2 separate regions of the Mus musculus genome follow, and region 2 is linked to region 1. The links are chromatin loops, found by intact Hi-C in ENCODE. Cell type or tissue: heart. All regions are shown on one strand.

What was found. A loop is a pair of places that touch in the nucleus more often than their neighbours do. Peaks named below come from ENCODE experiments on the same cell type or tissue, not always from the same donor. Only the 100,000 strongest peaks of a DNase experiment are listed, where the experiment ranks them.
Region 2: it touches region 1 in a loop (2.7-fold over the local background); 2 of 42 quality-filtered maps call a loop at or near these places.

The regions. Positions count from the first base shown.
Region 1 is chr15:13,283,861-13,286,360 of GRCm38, forward strand. No RefSeq gene overlaps it. Among named protein-coding and RNA genes, the nearest start is that of Gm46517, 2.2 kb to the right of the region's middle. In heart, a CTCF peak has its summit at 1,011 (motif pointing left); no DNase peak of the experiment used is centred here.
Region 2 is chr15:13,381,268-13,383,767 of GRCm38, forward strand. No RefSeq gene overlaps it. Among named protein-coding and RNA genes, the nearest start is that of Gm46517, 95 kb to the left of the region's middle. In heart, no CTCF peak of the experiment used is centred here; no DNase peak of the experiment used is centred here; H3K27ac peaks cover 249 bases.

The DNA.
Region 1 (2,500 bases):
TTTAATAGGTTTTTAAATGAAAAGAGTATGGCACATCATTTGTGAGTTCTATTTTGATTGTTTGCTTTTTAAAAAAAATGCAAGAAAGTAATTTTTGAAACTAAAATAGACCATGATTTCAATGCATTTAAAAATGATTTTTTAGAAAAGTACATTTTGTTCAATGTGGCAAATAAATTTATATAGACATTAATTAAAAAAAAACCATAGCCAACCTTCAGCTACTATTTTTCAGTTTTGCAAGGGACCAAGCAGTTATTTTGAATATTAAATAGATGGAATTTGGAGGTGTTCAAGAATTCGGGAAGTGAGAAGTAGCAACTTAGTTGAAGGAGTTCTTCTCCATACTGTTGAAGAACTCTTCATTCCAAGCCTTGCTGGCAGAGTTGAGCAGTTTTGCCAGTGCTCAATGGATGTGGAGCCAGAGAGTCTGGAGGTTAGTGAATTGCAGTTGGAATTATGGTGTTGTACTTTGCGTAGGGTACCATATTTGGTGCATAGCCTTTGCAAGTAGAAGCATTTAGCTACATCTCATTGTTTTTGGCAGGGTGACAGGAACTGTCATATGAGCCTGTCTCAGATACTCTGGCTCTCCTCCCTTTGGACATGTGGTAGAATCACCTCACTCACTTTAAACTTGGACAGGACTGTGTGACTTGCTTCGAGTAATGAGATGTTTGGAGCTGATGTGTTTCTCTGACTGGAAGCTTTGAAAATCAGTGTGTCTTGCTAGATTGTTTTTCTCTTCATGTGATGCTTGATTCTCCATTGAAATAGTCTTGACTAGCTTGGTTCCCAAAGAGGAGGCAAAGAGAAGGCTCAGAATGACTCACTAGATGTGACAAAAAAGCTCTGTTGTTGCAACTCATTAAAATTTGAGAAACTGACCTAAGTGTGCATTTATGATTTTTTTTAAAAAAGCTTTATTTATTTATTTCATGTATGTGGGTATACTGTTGTTGTCTTCAGACACACCAGATGAGGGAAATGGATCCCCATTACAGATGGTTGTGAGCCACCTTGTGGTTGCTGGAAATTGAACTCAGGACCTTTGCAAGAGCAGTCAGTGCTCTTAACTGCTTAGCCACCTCTCCAGCCCCTATGATTCTTATGCCTAGATTCCTATACTTATAGGAGGACTACATGGTCAACAACAGCCTGGGCCACATTTCCAGACTGTGCCTGATTTCTCCCAGTAAAACATGCCTACATACATACACATATATATACACACACATACATACTTATGCACATACATACACACACATATATGTGTATGATATATCTATCTATCTGTCTATCTCTCTATATATATGAGTTTGTTTATTATTACAGCACATTGCCTATCCTGATTTACATTATCATTAGAAGCAATATCAGATTACTTATGGCTACAGAAAATACAATCAACTGGAAGAATTGTATAATGAACTATTTGACTAGAGAGCTATCTTTTTATTTATAACAAACAATATGCATCTGTGAAAACACTGATCAGTTAAACCATGCTGTGAATTTTTATTTGATTTAGAACTTATCCCTTGTTCTATATAATTTTATTTTATTACATGGGGACAGGAAACATTTTCTGTACTTGGAGAGGCAGTAAATATTCTAGGGTTTGTAGGCCATATGGCCTCTTTCACAACTATTTAAGTCTGCCTCTGTAACCCCAAATGAGTCCCAGACAATACGTAAACAAACGCGCATGGCAGCATTCCAGTAACTATTTATAAAGTGGTTGGTAGGCTGATATGGATTGCTGACTGTAGTTTGCCAATTTCTGTTATTAGATCATGTTTCTGCCAGACCTAGTAGTATTAACTTCACAGTACTGGCATCTTTTGCCTTTTCCTATGCAGCCCAAGAACATATAATCATCAGTGGAGAAATTATATCTACTATTATAAGAGAGATACATATAGTTTCTGACTTACTAGTATGATTTTTAACTCATTTAAATACTTTTCCTTAACAGTGAGGCTACTGAAGCACACTGAGGCAAGAGGTTTGTTTGAAGGCAGCTTGCCAAGAGGTAGGCTGCATCCTTTGTCACCCACATATCTACCTGGTCTTCTGTCTATTGTCACGCACTGACTTCCAGATGAATAGAACCCATTCAGATGGATTAGACCAAGAGGTAAATGGGTTGAAAATTTAAAGACTTTATTTAGAGCTTAGCCTAGACTTCATATAACAGCTTTGCAGAATGATTTTAGAATGATTATGTTCAAGTGAATGTATGTGGCTTCACACACAGAATTTCTATTTTCAGTTTAAGGTTTTTTTTGGGGGGGAGCGGGGAGGTGTAGGGAGGGAAGGAAGATGCAGAGTCCTGCTATTAACCTAATTTATGATGTTTACTTATTCCTACCTATCTGACTAATGCTCCCTTTGTTCTCTTTATAATTTCCAGTTTCTATCTACCACCTCTGTCCCCCCAAGAGCCGCAGACACAAGCTGATTAATACCTGCTCTTTTTAGCTGCTGTGATCAGGGG
Region 2 (2,500 bases), 97 kb after region 1:
GGCAACACATTTACAGACAGAATAAGCAGAGAATGAGCTGTAATTTACTACAATGGCACACTGGTCTGCTTCTTAGAAGATGAGACAGAGAGGATAGGAGATTCTTGGGAGACTTTGAGAAACTTCAAATGGTAAGCTCATGATTAAGATCATGGAAAAAATGTCCGTTCGTGAGGCCCTTGAAAACTAGATTTGATGATTTATATTTATGTGACTGATTCAGCAGAGCAAGGAAGCATCAAGCAAACATGCGGACACATTGGTCCTTAGTGGCTGATAACCTCCACGCACACCTTGTAATCCGTAGACGCTGGATATGGGACAGTCCTGTGGAGTACTCGTGTTTTAATGTAAAATATATTTAAGGTAACTAGTTAGTGTGTGTGAGATTGCATGTTTTTGCATGTGCATGAACTTGTGGTGTGTGTGTGTGTGTGTGTGTGTGCATGCGTGCATGTGTGTGTGTGTGTTGTGTGAAGTAACTACAGATACCTTGCAAAATATATTATAAAAAAAATCAGACCCAGTTTTCAGGAGAGGGAGAATTTCTGGGAAAGGGTCAGCTATAGAGAAATATAGCCAAGATATAGATCAAATTCTAGAAAAGGCACTGGTTTACAAACTGAAGAATTTTTAACTACTTAAAACAAGTCTGAAGTAATATTATGGTTGTTAAATCTAATGATGATATTTTGTATTTTACACACATTGAACTTTATTTTTGAGAAATTAGAGTTTCCTGTATTTCATAAAAATATGTGTTGATTAAAGGAAAAGATGTTCTTTATCGTGAATAGATTAAAAACCACAGTCACTATCTGATGTGCTTCTGTTTTCTGCTTGACATACCCAGAGTCAATAAAAGAAAACAAAATTAAGGGAAAAATGAAATAATATTTGAAATAATGACTAGAATAAGAAATAATAATGACATGAGATGTAAGACATGATTGTTAAGAAAACTTGATAGGAGGTCGTAACAAATTAGGATATGGGGACTTTCTAAGCATGTAGCTATGGCACAGGCAAGATTTTGTCATTAATTTCCTAGGGAATTTCAGCTGGGCCTGAGAGTTAAACTGACATTAAACATATTAGCAGAATAAAAGTAGACAAATTTATTTAGTGTAAGTTCTATGTGACATGGGATATTGGAGCCATCATGAGGACGTGAAGGCTCAACAAAGTGACAAAATCTCAATGCTTTAGCCTGAGCCTAACAAAGAGCATGGCAAAAGAAGTCTCTGTGGGAAGGACAAAGCCAGCTAAAGGCAATTTCAACAAGATCTGTTTGCTCAGAATTCTCCAGGTCCCCATCTCCATTTCCCCTTCCTGAATGCCACTGTCCTCTGGGTAGACTTAACCTCTTGTTCTCAAGTTAAAAAAGAAAGAAAGAAAGAAAGAGAGAGAGAGAGAGAGAGAGAGAGAGAGAGGGAGGGAGGGAGGGAGAAAGGAAGGAAGGAAGGAAGGAAGGAAGGAAGAAAGAAAGAAAGAAAGAAAGAAAGAAAGAAAGAAAGAAAGAAAAGAAGAGTCATGTCAAGGTGCTCCTTCTGTTCCTGTGCTGTGATCTTGCTCTCTCCCTATGCCTGCAATTGCTCCCTCCCTCCTTCTTCCTGTTTCCTTCCCTGTGTGAGCACATGTGAGTGCATGTGTGTGTGTGCATGTGTGCACTCCGGTGTGTGTGTTCATAAATGAATTCTACTGTCAAATTGGCATAATATAGGGTAGAATGTTCTGTCATCTTTTAGTATCATAAGGTAACATGAACCATTTAGCCACTAAAACACAATTGGCTACACTTGTGTTCTCAGTGACAGGCTTGATCCCTGCCTGACAGCCCGTGAATACAGGGGGCTCCTGTGGGTGTCTAGGAATCCCTACATTTCACCATGGGGGAAGAGATGCTGTGGTCTTAACCAGTAGGGCTCTTTTTGTGGCTTCAGTGTGAATCCAGCAAGTCTACCTCAGTCTTAACCTCCTTTATATTGTTCTGAAGGGACACCGTGACCAAAGCAATTTATGAAAGACGGCATTTAATTAGGGGCTTGCTTCCAGTTTCAGAGAGTGAATCTACTGTCATCATGGCAGGGAACGTGGCCTCAGGCAGGTAGGCAGGCAGGCATGCAGGCAGGCAGGCAGGGCAGGCAGGCAGGCAGGCATGCAGGCAGGCAGGCATGCAGGCAGGCAGGCATGCAGGCAGGGCAGACAGCCAGGCAGGGCAGGCAGGCAGGCAGGCAGGCAGGCAGGCAGGCAGGCAGGCAGGCAGGGCAGGCAGGCAGGCAGGCAGGCAGGGCAGGCAGGGCAGGCAGGCAGGCAGGCAGGCAGGCAGGCAGGCAGGCAGGCAGGCAGGCAGGGCAGGCAGGGCAGGGCAGGCAGGCAGGCAGGGCAGGGCAGGGCAGGCAGGGCAGGGCAGGGCAGGCAGGGCAGGCAGGGCAGGGCAGGCAGGGCAGGGCAGGCAGGGCAGGGCAGGCAGGGCAGGGCAGGCAGGGCAGGGCAGGCA